Regions from separate parts of the Homo sapiens genome. Here region 1 is linked to region 2. The links are chromatin loops, found by intact Hi-C in ENCODE. Cell type or tissue: dorsolateral prefrontal cortex. All regions are shown on one strand.

The links. Hi-C counts contacts between places; a loop is a spot of excess contacts. Peaks named below come from ENCODE experiments on the same cell type or tissue, not always from the same donor. Only the 100,000 strongest peaks of a DNase experiment are listed, where the experiment ranks them.
Region 1: a loop joins it to region 2, with 8 times the contacts of the local background. A loop is called at or near these places in 25 of 110 quality-filtered maps.

The regions. Positions count from the first base shown.
Region 1 is chr12:119,410,309-119,418,308 of GRCh38, reverse strand. The region is part of intron 1 of CCDC60 (coiled-coil domain containing 60); the gene reads right to left. The region is part of intron 2 of PRKAB1-AS1 (PRKAB1, TMEM233 and CCDC60 antisense RNA 1); the gene reads left to right. Among named protein-coding and RNA genes, the nearest start is that of CCDC60, 80 kb to the right of the region's middle. In dorsolateral prefrontal cortex, CTCF peaks have their summits at 4,739 and 4,947 (motif pointing right); a DNase peak (open chromatin) is centred at 4,928; H3K4me3 peaks cover 497 bases.
Region 2 is chr12:118,400,959-118,408,958 of GRCh38, reverse strand. It overlaps SUDS3 (SIN3A corepressor complex component SDS3), which reads right to left. Exons shown (of 12, transcript NM_022491.3): 8 at 7,139-7,200; 9 at 6,955-6,976; 10 at 5,442-5,547. Among named protein-coding and RNA genes, the nearest start is that of SUDS3, 28 kb to the right of the region's middle. RefSeq lists an enhancer at 3,912-3,961. In dorsolateral prefrontal cortex, CTCF peaks have their summits at 3,637 and 3,841 (motif pointing left); a DNase peak (open chromatin) is centred at 3,868; H3K27ac peaks cover 3,173 bases.

The sequences.
Region 1 (8,000 bases), 1.0 Mb before region 2:
ACTATGAAGGAGAATGTCCTTCGGTAATACATGCTGAAGTGTTTAGGTGTGAAGTGTCTGTAACTGACTTTCAAGAGGCTCAGCTTAAAAAATTGTAAATATACACACATATTATATATATAGTACATACATACATATATACACACATGTATGCATACATACATACATATGAAAAATATGGAAACATGTTAAAAACATGACAAAAAGATAACATTGTGAATTTAAGTTAAGGGTATTTGACTGCCTGTTGTACTATTTTTGCAAACTTTCTGTAGGTTTGGAATCTTCTACAATCTTTTACAAGTTAGGGAAAAAATATGAAGTGACTGAAACCCCAGTTTCAGGTTTTCCTTTGCTGCAGTTAATTTGCTTGGGTCTTCCGTAAATGTCAGTGAAGCAGGACTGCCTTATGGAAGCCGTGCTTTGGGAATAAAGGAAGGGTCTGGGCTTCTTGCTGACATTCAGGGTGGGAGCTTGGATGAAGTTGGGAAACAAAGGTAGGACCCATGCCCCTGAGGCTGGAGAAATTGTGGCCCAGCAGAACCTACAAGTCACCACCTGTCATAGTTTTTTGGTTGATTTGTTTGTTTTGGCTAAGTGTTGAGGCCCTGGCTATGTCAGTACCTCTTCTTGAGGACTTAATTAAGGTCACACCTTAACCACTTCCTTTACTGGGCTCTCTGGGGCCACTATGCACCTGCTCAGGACCAGGTACTAGTTAAATAACTAGGGGGACAGAGCCTGATTGTATCTAATAGAGCAGAAGTAACTCCATAAAAGGAAATTGGGTGCTCTGGGAAGGAGGATTGTATGCCTGCCTGTCAGCCAAAAGCCAATAAAAGAGATAAAGTAAGAGAAAAAGGAAAAAGGGGGGTAGAAAGAAAAATCTTGCTGATGTATTCCAAAAAGTAAAGATAAACCATTTCCTCCTCCAGGCAACATCCCAGGCTGGTTAACAAGATCTCTCTTCCTCAGGATGACTGAAGTTTGGGACCAAATCGCTATTTGTTGTGGGGGATTTTCTTGTACATCATACAATGTAGCATCTCTCCTGCAAGTTACAACAATAAAAATGTCTCCAGACATTGCCAAGTGTCCTCTGGGAAGCAGAATCACCCTCAATTGAGAACACTACTGAGTTAAACTTTGATGAGGGGAGGGGTGGGAATGTTCTTTTTTTCTTTTTTTTAGACAGAGTTTCGCTCTTGTTGCCCAGGCTGGAGTGCAATGGCGCGATCTTGGCTCACTGCAACTTCTGCCTCCAGGTTTAAGCAATTCTCCTGCCTCAGCCTCCCAAGTAGCTAGGATTACAGGCATGTGCCACCATGCCCGAATAATTTTGTATTTTTTTGTATAGATGGGGTTTCACCATGTTGGTCAGGCTGGTCTCAAACTCCTGGCCTCAGGTGATCTGCCCATCTCAGCCTCCCAAAGTGCTGGGATTACAGGCATGAGCCACGTCGACCGGCCGGGAATCTCTTTATAAAGACTCCATTCTAAATCCTGGCCCAACCCTTGATTTGTGGGGAAATTTTTGAAAAAACTCAGGGCACCTGAAAGAAAAAGATAACCAGCAAAATAAGCATTCTATTTAATGCCATGCAATTTATCTGTTCTTCAGTCCTGCTTCAGGCTGGAGCCCTCTTCCCACCTATAGAGTTGTTTTGAAGTAAAAAAAAATCTATTGAGCTGTGTGAGGAAAGCTGTAATCAGCAGGGATTTTTTTCCCCTTCCTAAAGATTCCAATTTTTCTGTGTAAGTTCTATTTGTTCTTTGTGTAAGGGCCTCAGTAATAAAGAACTTCATTTTCTACCCTTGATGGCCATTTTGAATGTAGCTGGATATTCCTCACTGGAGTGTGTTCATGAATGAGACCTCCCTGTTTGTCCCACAGCAGACACTGCCTTATTATTATTATCATTATTATTTGAGACAGAGTCTTGCTCTTGTTTCCCAGGCTGGAGTGCAATGGTGTGATCTCGGCTCACTGTAACCTCTGCCTCCTGGGTTCAAGCAATTCTCCTGCCTCAGCCTCCTGAGTAGCTGGGATTACAGGCATGCAACACCTCGCCCGGCTAATTTGTATTTTTAGTAGAGATGGGTTTCTCCATGTTGGTCAGGCTGGTCTCGAACTCCTGACCTCAGGTGATCCGCCTGCCTTGGCCTCCTAGAATGCTGGGATTACAGGCGTGAACCACTACGCCTCGCCAACACTGCCTTATTTAATCCTCATGCCAACCCTATAAGGAATCCTTATTCCTGTTTTCCTGGAAAGGAAACCCAGTATCTGAGAGGTTAAGTCAATTATTCAAGGTCACAGAGACAGGAAGTGGGAGAGCTCAGTACCCTCCAATCCTTGATACCCTCCCCTCCCCTTATCTAATCCAGGGATCAGCAAACTACAGCCTGCAGCTGGCTTTTGTATATTACAGTTTTATTGGGCACAGTCACACCCATGTGCTTATTACTGTCTGTGGATGTTTTCCTGTTATAACAGCGAAGTTTAGTAGTTATTTCAGAGGCTGCACAGCCTAGAATGTTACCATCTGGCCCTTTCCAGAAAAAGTTTACTAAGCCCTGAGCTAATTTACCAAGTTGTTGACTTTGCTTCCTAGAGAGCTCTCCAGTCTTTTCCCTCCATTGTCTTCCCACCAGTGTCATTCCCACGCTGCTGCAAGCCACCTGGACAACAGACACAGCCTCCGATGACCTCTCTCCTCCATTCTTGTTTTCCTTGTCCATTGTCCACATAGCTGACCCTTCCAAAATGCACACCCAATCCCATGACTCCATTGCCTAAAATTTTCCTTATTGTTTTTAGACTAAAGTCCAAAATCCTTGATGGGAACTACACAGCTCTGTGATCTAGCTCCTGCCTTCAGTGTGATCTTGCATTGCTCCACTGTCCTGATCTCTATGGTCTAGCCAGTGAGCCTCCCTTAAGTGTCTTGCTCATTCTGATCACAGGGTCTTTGCACCTGCTGCCCTTTTTTCCTAGGATGCTTTTGTGCTATCAGTTCACTTTCAATTTGTTAGCTGTGGTTTATCCTTTAACTCTTTGCTGTGATGCATTCCTTGGTCTCTGTAAGCCTGGCAGGCTGTCATATAAGGATGCACAGGTTGGACGCTGCACAACTCTGGAGAGATACACTATTTGCATTTTAGTCTAAGTGAATGGAATCTCCCTTTAATCAGTGAGTGGAAAAAAAGGTGAGGCTAAGTCACCGAAACTGACAAATTATTGAAGAATTGCTACACATCAGCACTGTGCTAAGCATTTTGCATTATCAATCTCATTTACTTCTTCCAACAAACCAATGAGATGGTTATTAAAAAATAACTGTCCCTTTTACAGAAGGAGAAATGGAAGAATAGATGAAGTTGTTCAAGGTTACACAATTGGTCAGTGGTCAGAACCAGGATGAGAACCCTGGTCTTCCTGCATTTAAAACTAGGTTTCAGGCCAGGTGTGGTGGCTCATGCCTGTAATCCCAGAACTTTGGGAGGGCAAGATGGATCAGTTGAGGCCAGGCGTTTGAGACCAGCCTGGGCAACATAGTGAGACCTCTCTCTCTACAAAAAACAAAACAATTAGCTGGACATGGTGGCATGCACCTGTAGCCCTTGCTACTCAGGAGGCTGAGGCAGGAGGATCACTTAAGCTCGAGAGTTTGAGGTTGTGGTGAGCTATGATTGCACCATTGCACTCCAGCCTGGGCAACAGAGTAAAACTCTGTCTCTAAAAACAAAACAAAATGAAATAAAAACAAAAACCAAAACAAGACAAAAAACTTGAGTCCTCAGCCATTAAGCCTCCCTGAAAATTCAGTCTTCCCATCCTTTGAACTGGAAGGAAAGACATTATTCCACTATTTTCTTTCTTAAATCCTTCCTGTTTTTAAAGAAGGGTTTGCTGAGAAGGAAGGTGAGTATGAAGAGGGTTGAGGGAGACACACAGTGAGGATGGCTCCAGCTAATAAAGACAAGAGTGGCCGGGCGTGGTGGCTCACACCTGTAATCCCAGCACTTTGGGAGGTTGCGGCAGGCAGATCTCTTGAGGTCAGGAGTTAGAGACCGGCTTGGCCAACACGGTGAAATCCCCTCTCTTCTACAAAGAAAAGAAGTAGCTGGGTGTGGTGGTGCGTGCCTGTAATCCCAGCTACTTGGGAGGCTGAGGGAGAAGAATCGCTTGAACCCAGGAGGCAGGGGTTGTGGTTAGCCAAGATCGCACCACTGCACTCCAGCCTGGGTGACAGAGTGAGATACCATCTAAAAAAAAGCAAACCAGAGTGATAGACAGTGCAGGGTTAGGAGGGGGCCTGGGAGAAGAGGTGAGGGAGGGGGAACTGACATCCAGAAAAGAACCCACAAGCAGCTAAAGGACTGTATTATTGTTTTTTCCTGTGTGAGGTGCAATGTAACCTTCTCCCTCTCTTCTGTGAACCCTTCAGTAAAATCCCCATTACGCACTGGCACATATGGAGTGGGGACTGCTCTCTGAGGGGCTTGAGGAGCCAGGCCCCAAGGTGGGCTGGGGGAGCAGAGGTGGACAAGGGACGGATTCAGGAGAAAAGAATGTGGAGTCGGAATCCCCTCTCCATGCACCACACCTGCGTGACCCGAAGAAAGTCATCTCTTGTGTACCTCCGGGCTCCCACCTGGCACTGCCTAATCTTCATGCAGGGGCCATGAGGATGCTGAGAGGCCCACTTGGTACACAGGGCTTTGTGAACCAAAACAAGCCAAGGAAATGTCACTATTACTCTCACTATACCAGGAGTACCTGTAGTTTATACACATTGAATCAATTATGAGCTATGAATGAAAAATATAACTTGTGTGAGATCACGAAAATGTTCCCCCCGCGATGCCTTAAGGGCCGAGCAAGACTGTCAGTGACCCGATGGTCAGCAAAAGTAGCGATGCAGCGATATAACAGTAGGTGGCGCTAGATGCCATAGCTTTCAATCAAGTCCTGGTTTCTTTTAATCTCTTTCTCTGCCTCCCTCTTCTCTCACTTGATTGAAATGGAAATTGGCTGCCAGCATCAATGAGCCCCCAGCAGCCCTGAGACTGAGCTGGCATGCCAACAGCCAATGTGTTATCCACCCAGTTAAAAAAATTAATCAAATGCATTAATCTCATAAGCTCTTTTGAAAGACTAGGTATGAGGGGCCAGCAGTCCAGCTGTCAGACCCTGGGAGCTAATGGGAATCTGTACGATGGGCTAGCGGCTGCTGTTCAAAGTCCTGGAGGAGCTTCAGGAAACAGGAGCCCCGGGATGTGACAACCACTCTATTCTGTATCGTGAACCTTGCAAATGGCGTGTCTGGAAATGCGGGAGGCTTGAGATGGCAAATGGGCTCCAATCTGAGCGCTAGCTTCAATCTACCCACGAGTAGTCATTCTGTCTGGAGTGTCCTCCAGTCCAGTCTTATCAGAAGAAGTATCTGTGATTGATTAGCAATGTCTGCCACAGACCCAGTAAGGAACAGCAGCATCAATGTGCCCCATTACCATTCCTGCATGGGGGGGTGGGGGGGGGTGGGGGGCTTTACCTGTCTTTTCTCATTAAATATTCACAGCCACTCCAAAAGTTGATAGCATGATTATCTCTATTTTCTGATTAAGAGAACCGAGACCCAGAGAAGTTAAATAACTTGCCAGAGGTCACCCAGCGAGTGAGTGAGGGCTAGAACCAGAAGTTTAAACGTATCCTGTTGGCTGCAGGGCTCTGTTTATTGCATATTACACCACAGTTTACTTCCTTTCTTGGAAATGAAAAAATTTATTTGGCAATTCATCCTGGATAAATGAAACAAAGAGTGACCTAAGAAAGTATCCTTTCATATTGCCAATGTCCTGATAAGAAGGATGTGTGTTGGTGGTTAAGCCCCCAAGTGGCTTCCATCCGTTTTCTCTCTCCCTGGAAGAAGATAAAGTTGACATCTCTGCAACAATCAAGTGAACCCCCTGAAGGTCCAAAGAAACACAGCCTCCCATTGGCTAATAACTTTTAACCTCATTTTTTTTTTTTAATGTGAAGAGCAGAAGCAGAGCTGAGCTTAAGCCACTGGTGAAAGAGAAAAGAGCCAAGATTCAGGAGAGCTGCTTGGGGCTGGATGAAGCTTGACTCTTGGGCTGAGCTTTAGTGTGACACCAGAGATGCTGGGATATGAATTCTACAATGCTGTCCCCTGGATGCCATTCGATGGAAATTTACATGGATTACCTTTTGAGGCTCAGTGAGGGGCAAGAGCAGCTCACATATTTCTTAAATATCTATTAGGAGTTAGAAAATATCTGAGGATGTGGTGCTGAACAAGGGGCCATCCTTTCCTCAGGGATCTGGTGGTCTAGTAGGAGACACTTAACTACAATGTAGGAAAGTGCAGGCATCAAACCGTGTGGGGGCTGGAAGGGTTGTTGGCAGCGATTCAGACTGTGCTGAACACAAAACTTGGGGGAAAGGGTGTATCGGGGCTCAGAACATGATACCCCAAAACATGGTGCCTTGGCATGCTAAGTATTTTGGATGGAAAGAGATGGGAACAGGCTCAGAAACAAGGTCTCTCTGACTTTCTTTCCACCTCTCCTCTTTCTCTCCCGAGAAGGTCATAGAAACTGGAATTTCTCACCCCCAAGGTGAGAACCAGCTCTGTCTGGTTCCTTCTGTCTGAAACACCTATAGGGCAGAAAAAGTAAAACCTTTTACCTCACCCATCACAAGGGTCTTGGATGACATCACCATAACAAAAGACATATTAATGAGAGAAAAGCATAACAATTTTTTTCTTTTTTTGAGATGGAGTCTCGCTCTGTTGCCCAGGCTGGAGTCCAGTGGTGTGATCTCGGCTCACTGCAGCCTCCGCCTCCCGGGTTCAGAACATGAACGAGGCTTTTCACCCCCAAGCTGGCTCACAGAAACTAGAATTTCGCTCTCCCAAAGCAAGCCATAAAACCTAGAAAGGCTACTGTCTGGCCTCCTCCCTTCCATCCTGATGGTTCTATGTGACATGTTTCTGGTCCCATACCTGGGGGAAAAATGTCTTACAGAGACACAGAAAAGAATCTGAACAAACATGCCTTCCTAAGCACACCTCCCCTTAGGTTTACTACCTTTAGATAACACCCCTTTTTGTCCAATCACGTTTCTCTACAACTATCCACTCTTCTCATCAGACTTAGCATAAAAACACAGTTTTCCCTTGGTCTTTGGGTCTCCATTTCTGAAGGCTCCCATGTTATGTAAAACTTCGGTTAAAAAAATAAATGTGGCCGGGCGCAGTGGCTCATGCCAGTAATCCCAGCACTTTGGGAGGCTGAGGTGTGGGGATCACTTGAGGCCAGCCTAGCCAACATGGCAAAACCCTGTCTCTACTAAAAAAAAATACAAAAATTAGCTGAGTGTAGTGGTGCGTGCCTGTAGTCCCAGCTACTCAGAAGGCTGAGGCAGGAGAATTGCTTGAGCTGGGGAGGCAGAGGCTGCAGTGAGCTGAGATCGCGCCACCGCACTGCAGCCCGAGTGACAGAGCGAGACTCTGTCTCAAAAAAAATTGTTATGCTTTTCTTTCATTAATACGTCTTTTGTTATGGGGATATCATCCAAGAACTGTGATGGGTGAGGTAAAGGGTTTTACTTTTTCTGCCCTATAGGTGTTTCAGACAGAAGGAACCAGAAGGAGCTGGAATGGTTGGAATGCAGAGTATGGGATGTGTGTGTGTGCCTGTGTGTGTGTGTGTATTGGGGTGTGGTGATGAAGGTTTTCCTGATGTCACGAGGCAGGAGAGAACATTCCTGAAGCTGGTAATGCTGTTGAGAAGCCATTTCGGCAAAATCAGCTTAGGGGTGAGGGCCCAGTGAAGGACTGAAGATGGAGCACTGAGTTTTCTGTCATTTCATTTTTTATTACTTTAGTTTTTTTAAAGCAAGTAGTATTTTCAAATGGTTTAAAAAAATGTATCAAAAGGTACATCACTTTTTAAAATGTATTACTTCC
Region 2 (8,000 bases):
TCTCTCACATCTGAGCCAGCTCTCCTATGTAAACAGTCATGTCTTGAGTAATGGTTAAAATAAAAATACAGAGGGAGAATACTCACAGTTGTTCTAAAGGGACTGTAAGTTATTAAAGAGATAAAGACACAAAACAAAATGCAACTACCCTCAAGTCATTCTGATACAACTTTCTAAACACTTTAATAAAGAAAGGTCATGGATGTGGTGTAGAATATTACGAGTGTGGAAACATGCTCCATATACTGGTAGGTAAAAAAAAAAAAACCAAAAAAAACTATGTCAACTATGTTCCTGTGTTTATGATAAAACATACACATGTTACAGCTGGGTGCAGTGGCTCACGCCTGTAATCCCAGCACTGCGGGAGGCCGAGGTGGGTGGATCACTTGAGGTCAGGAGTTCAAGACCAGCCCGACCAACATGGTGAAACCCCCATCTCTACTAAAATTACAAAAATTAGCCAGCATGGTGGTGTGCGCTTGTAATCCCAGGTACTCGGGAGGCTGAAGCACAAGAATTGCTTGAACCCAGGAGGCAGGGACTGCAGTGGGCTGAGATCATGCCACTGCACTCCAGCCTGGCTGGAAGAACGAGACTCTGTCTCAAAAAAAAAAAAAAAACTGGCCAGGTATGGTGGCTCATGCTTGTAATCCTAGCACTTTGGGAGGCCAAGGTGGGTGGATTGCCTGAGCTCAGGGGTTCGAGACCAGCCTGGGCAACAAGGTGAAACCCCGTCTCTACTAAAATACAAAAAATTGGCCAGGCGTAGTGGCTTACGCCTGTAATCCCAGCACTTTGGGAGGCCGAGGCGGGTATATCACGAGGTCAGGAGATAGAGGCCATCCTGGCGAACATGGTGAAACCCCGTCTGTACTAAAAATACAAAAATTAGCTGGGCGTGGTGGCGGGTGCCTGTAGTCCCAGCTACTTGGGAGGCTGAGGGAGAGAACAGCTTGAACTCGGGAGGCGGAGGTTGCAGTGAGCTGAGATGGCGCCACTGCACTCCAGCCTGGGTGACAGTGCGAGACTCTGTCTCAAAAAATATAAATAAATAAATAAAATACAAAAAATTAGCCAGGCATATTGGCGTGTGCCTGTAGTCCCAGCTACTCAGGAGGCTGAGGTAGGAGAATCGCTTGAACCTGGGAGGCGGAGTCTGCAGTGAGCCAAGATTGCGCCACTGCACTCCAGCCTGGGCGACAGAGCGAGACTCTGTCTCAAAAAAAAAAAAAAAACCAAAAATAACACATATACATGTTACATGTGTATCCATGTATCATATCCTCACAAAGGTCTTTTAAAGAAAACAGCTGACTCTGGAAGGCTATTCCAACAATTCTCATGAGATGCATTGTATTTTCCTTCAGTGGTACTTAGAACCCAAACCCAAGAAATTCAACTGACTTAAAAGCGAACACCCAGAGTAAACAATGCAAGCTGGTCTATTACCTCTGGGAAGTGGTCTGGAACTTGGGAATGTGGCCACCTCCCAGATCCGCCTCCTTTGGAATCACTGAATGGTGGTGGCCTGAATGTCCACCATTGGTCCCTATTTGCTCCAAAGTAGAGGTGGCCAACATGCTTCCCAAAGCAGCCAACTTCCAAACCAACTGATCACCAGGTCCCTCCTGAACCGCAGTCTCTGAGACCTTCAAGGGATCCTCATGCACTACACGATGTCTTGGGGGAACCATTATCCCTAGATACCAAATCTATTAAATTATTTGAATTCTCTGAAAAGATAAGTCCTTAGATATTAAAGTGTTCAGGGCTCATACCTGTAATCCCAGCACTTTGGGAGGCTGAGGCAGGAGGATCACTTCAGCTCAGGAGTTTGAGGACAGCCTGGGCAACATAGCAAGACCTCATCTCTACTAAAAATCAAAAAAACATTAGCCAGGCATGGTAATGGAGGACTGTAGTCCCAGCTACTCGGGAGGCCAAAGTGGGAAGATCGCTTGAGCCAGGGGGATCAAGGCTCCAGTGAGCTATGATCACACCACTGCATGCCAGCCTGGGGGACAGTGAGACCCTGTCTCAAAAAAATAAAAAATGAAGTGTTCATATGGGGGGGCGGGGGCGGTTAAAGATGAAACCAAGAAGTATGTGACAACCTTAACATAAGAATTTACTTTTTAATTTCTAAAGAAAAATCAAAGGGGGGGGAAGAAATTTAAAAATATGTTTAGATATAAAATGTGCTACGAAGCAACATCAACAGGGTAGTAAAAATGTGCGTTTTTTTTTTAGGCCAATTAACCTGTTTTACAAGCTGCAACTCAGCTGCTGAAAAAAGATATTTAAATAGCCTCAAAGACTAAGCCCCAAATGTCAAACTGACTCTATTACTTTGTAACTAATGGAAATTCTGACCTGGGAATCTCTACAATTAAGTTCTTAAAGCTTTGAACCTCTACTATTAAACCGAACAAAACTAGAAATTACCACTACTGTACTATTTTCGAAAAGCAATTTCTTAAGAAGGTGGACACAAAAGTGGGGCGAGGAGGTAGGAAAATTAATTTAATTTTGTATCCTACTGAGAATCCTGGTATTAACACTTTATTTCCCCAATAAGTGAGTCCACGTTATAGCTACAGAACCTCAAGGAGTCCCAATTCTACTGGTAAATATTCACTGTTTTAAGTCTTTTGTGTCGACCGAAGGCTGAAGGGGAAAATGCTCTTGAGCAAGTGGGTGGCTTCGTTTCTGACTCACAGGCAGCCCCAGATTTAAAACAAGGAGAGAAAAACAGAAGTCCACCCGTACCATCAATTAGTTATTTTCAAATATCAGCTACTTTTTCACAGTATTTTTTGAGAGATCATTAGTCCAAATCAAAATGTGAGGCAAATTTACATAGCATGATATAGAATGCCTTAAAAGCAGTATAAGACCAAGGCAAAGGGAAGATCCTTATCTTTCAAAATGAAAGGGAGCTTGGCAAGTATTCACACCAAGATGCGATGCCTGAATCCCATTTGTTTTGCTGAAGTCATTTAAAACTCAGGAAGACATCTTCTGCCAAAAATACGGCTGCACCAAAATACTCCATACCCTCTGGAAAGAGCATAAAGCAATGTAGCTGACCTCTCAGCCACAGGCCACGTCTGCCAAAGAAAGAAAAACAAAACCTCCAAACTGATACAAAAGCCAAACATGAGCCTGGTGAGATGGGAGAGGCTGGCACTGCACCAGTGAACACCTCAGCCAGTATTCCCAGGAACACTTTTCAATTGTCATTGGGGAAGAGGGAGACCCACCTTCAACAACTGCATTATGATCTCTGACTGCCAAGGCCAAAAATGAAAAGTATACAGAATAGAGAAAAAAAACAACATTCTCAAAGTATATTTAACAAGAGAATAAGCAATTTCAATTTCACTGAAAAAGTAAAATGCATCCAGTGACATTATTTTCTAAATTTCTGCTGTTAATGTAAGAAAGATGGTGAAAATTCCTTCAAAATGCTTAGGAGTTCTAACACATCAAATCTGATCATTTTGTTTACATTAGGAAACACCAGACATTGTGGATCTCTTCTTTAAAAAAACAAGAATTTTATTTTACTGCATTTTCACCCTCAAGACATGTCTCGTAAAGTCTGAGGATTAAGCTTAGAAAGAGGAAGATTCAAAGCAACACAATTACAAAATGAACATCACTGGAAATATCACATGGCTTTAAGACTCATAGATTTGTAAAAATGTTAGTGATAAATCTCATCATTTTCAAAGATGGTTCTTATGTGTGGGCTTGATCTTTAAAGGTTATTTGGTTTTCATTATTAGAAACATTTTTCATCTCATTTTGCCCTTCTCAGTGTTAAGCTGTTAGAGCCTGCCACCTAGTGGCGATGTGTTCTGAGACATAATGTTAAGATATAACACAAACCGACCTTTCTGAAGAATGCCAAAGAACACCAACTCAGAGGGGAAGAAGTCATCAAGATCAGCCTTAGAGATAAAGCCAGCCTCCAGCATCTACTGGGCAATTAACTCACTGCAACTTAATAGGTGGAAATGATTTACTTCGGCCATGACTAGAACCCTAAGCATTTTTGACAAGTACAATGTTATCGGGTAACCAACCTAACACAATGCTGGGTTTTTTTAAGAATTCAAAATAAATAATCATTACCCCAATTTTGGAACTTTTGGTTAGATACTGAAACTCAAAGGGTCATTATATAGCCATTATAAATGATAATGAGACACCTTACAGTAACCCAGAAAAACATTCTCAATATAACCAAACAGAAAGGCAAAGCAAACCGTATGTCCACTATGCCTTAGAATGAATAGACTATGCCTGCATATGGATAAAGAATAAAAAGAAATATATCAGAATGAAAAGACCTGAGAAATGATGGCAGTATCCATTTCATATCTAGCAGAAAGCGTAATACAGAACAGAAGAAATGTTTGTTGAATGAACAAAAGTATGAGCTTTTAAGGTTCTTTCATACTGTTTTGCCATTACCTTTCCAATGAAAAATGCTAGGCGGTCTGAACGTTTCAAAGAGTCTTCAATGTAAACCAGGAATGCAGGACACAGTGGCTCATGCCTGTAATCCCAGCACTTTGGGAGGCCAAGGCAGTAATATCATGTGAGGTCAGGAGTTCGAGACCAACCTGGCCAACATGGCGAAACCTCGTGTCTACTAAAAATACAAAAACTAGCTGGGCATGGTGGCGGGTGCCTGCAATCCCAGCTACTCGGGAGGCTGAGGCAGGAGAATCGCTTGAACCTGGAAGGCGGAGGTTGCAGTGAGCCGAGATTACGCCACTGCACTCCAGCCTGGCGACAGAGCAAGACTCCGTCTCAAAAAACAAAAAACAAACTAGGAATGTTTTAGGATACAGTTCCCCCAAGCAAGTGTCCTTGACCACTTTTGCAGCTGGATCATGTAAGAAAAAAGGGTATGTGTCATCAAAAAACATCTAATAACATCTTAGAAATTCACAGTGTACATTAGCATATCGCAGGACCCAAAGGGTACTACAAGGGAGCAACCCACTTATCTTAATTAACATGATCATCCCCCAAACTGATTTGACCACAAAATCCTTTAATCCGAAGAGCACCTATTAACCTTAGCACACAGGAGCAGAGGTAAGAGGGGTCAGAGGGGGGACATACACCCCAGCCCCAGTTGGCAGGGGTACCACACAAGATACCAGCCTGCAAATTCTAGTACAGAGACACCAGAATGGAGAAGGAAGGGGAGCAGAACATGGTTTTGGGAAACGCTGCTTTCAAAGATCCACCGGAAGTATTGATTAAATGACTGCTAATACATTTTTTAATGGGTTTCTACTTTTAGTACTATGTAAGTTTAGCAGCAGCCGTGATCTGAAATAACTACAATAGCCCCAGCCCTCTTTCCAAGTGGTTCATATGAGACTCTTACTAGTCCAGGTTTTCCCATAACATACCATCTTTTGTCATAGTACAGTTTGCCATCTTCTATCCGAGCTTCGAACCTCTGGGCTGGAGATTCCGCGGGTGTTGCAGGCAAGTGCTCAGGAGAGGATGGAGATGCTGGAGGAAACCAATACTTACGTGACTAAGAATGTAACAAACACATGCGAGTCTACCAGTTAACATGCTTTAATTGAAACACTATCAGAATGTGGTAATAATCATCACTGAGCCCTTACAGTGATAATGCATGGGATTTCAGCAAAACTCTTGTATATTCCATCTAAACTTGATCATCAAAGCAACCCTGGGAAGTAGGCAAGGCAGATTAGCCTCTCAAATGGAAGAGACACCTGGGTTTCAGGAAGATTAAGGTCAAATGTGCAAATACATAAGGTCACTTAGAGTAGGACTAAAGCCCTGGTGATCAAAGGGCAAGTATTATGAAAATCTCTTAAAAATGCAATCGTTTTCAGCAGGGTGCGGTGGCGCACACCTGTGATTCCAGCATTTTGGGAGGCTGAGGCAGGTGAATCACGAGGTCAACAGATGAGACCATCCTGGCCAACATGGTGAAACCCCATCTCTAGTAAAAATACAAAAGTTAGCTGGGTGTGGTGGCACATGCCTGTTGTCCTAGCTACTTGGGAAGCTGAGACAGGAGAATCACTTGAACCTGGGAGTCGGAGGTTGCACTGAGCCGAGTTCACGCCACTGCACTCCAGCCTGGCGACAGAGCAAGACTCCATAATCCAAAAAAAAAAAAAAGGAATCACTTAAAGAACTACTAACTTTACACTCACACAACTCCCTCACCCCTCCCCATCGTGCCTCAGAAGGTCAGGATGTCTGTGGACCGCAGTGGCCCCCAGGAAGATATTACCTAGAAAAAGAAGACTCTTGTTTTCTTCCACAAGACTCAGTAAGTAGAGGGATGTGTGAGTAATCGAGTAATCGAGTAATCATGGTGCTTTAAACAAAAAAAAGATGTCACCAATTCAGAATTCTAGTTGGCAGCTAGCACTGATGATCTCAAGTGCTGTTCCGGAAGGAACAACTATGAATACTGAGCTGGTTGGTCTCTTCTATGAACTGCGAGTCAGAGCAGCCTTGGAATGCCTTACCAGAGTCAGGCCACGAAAAGCCACGGGAGCAGAACTGCCTAGGACTTGGCTTTAGAAAGCCAGTAATACTTAAAAATCCTTCTGGTTTCATTTTCAAAAATGGATGTGTACTTAAATCTTATGCCTGATGCCTACACAGAAGGAAATCAATCAATCAATCAAATGTCTCTTTTATGATAAATCCTAAGAAAAAAATAAAAACAACAAAGCAGGGGTTATGAAAAAAAAAGAAATCAGGGAGGGGTATAGTTAAGGTCCCCTTCAGTTTTCATGATGACTACTCTTAGGCAAATGATGAACATTTCATTTTTGAAAATTGCAACCATTTCCTGACAGGTATTCACACCCTTTTCCAACAACATGATAAAAAGGTTGCACAAATGCCAACACATCATGCACTCACCTGGTCTCTTGGGTGACTTAAGCTGTAGGAAGAACAACAACAAAAAATCTTAGAGAAAATCATTTCAGGTGCAACTTCAGGTGTCAAAGGTATCATAATGATTAACAAGTAACATGTTAACAAACAAAATCAGAAAACCACAAAAGCCTGAGTTTTCAAATAAATCAAAAAAGTCAAACCGTACCTTATTTAATGTTCTCAGATCCTCCATGATCTGTTCATCTGTTAACAAATAGTTTAGCTGGGGTGTTGAGAGTTAAAGGACTGTATGTGAAAAGTACAGTTTCCAGGCAAAGAGTAATCAACACAATGGTACCAGTATTTTAGAATTTACAAAGTATGATTTTGTTAAATGATGTTTCTACAGTAACAGTTTGCTTCTTAGAAATTTATGATTCTCCTACTAAATGTCATGGTACTTCAATACATAAAAGAATTCACATCCCCCACTGCTAGGATGAGAAGGTGGAATGAGCTTCATTAGGCATCTACAATAACACAGCAAAGGAAACAGTAAAATAAGAATTTCATCATGAATGTATAAAGCGCTTTTGTTCCAAAGATCTAAAGACTTCCACACACACTCACCCAAGGTAAGGCCAATCTTCCCTCAGCAACTTAACTCCTGTTGTGAAGGAGAAGCAACCTGAAGTTATGCCCTTTCCTGATGGTACACAAATGACTAAGCCATTTTGGGCAGAGAGCTATTCACCATCTCCTCGAAAGGAACAGAAACAACGCTTCTCCATCTTTCCTGTTTCCGTTACCATTTTTATGATTAAAGGGCTGCTTTATGTCTGACTGAAATCTCATTTGCTTTAATTTAAAAACAGGTTGCAATCCACTACATTATGGACATAGATAACAGAGGTACATAAAGGTAGATATTACTGCCTTCATTTTACAGTTGGAAGGTGGAAAATTACAGGTGAAAAAATTAAGGCACATCAAGTTTTCAGATGCCCCTGAATCTTGATGTTAGCATTAAAACCAGGCTGAACTTTGCATGCAAAGCACCTTTCCAAATCACAACTCTATACATCTCT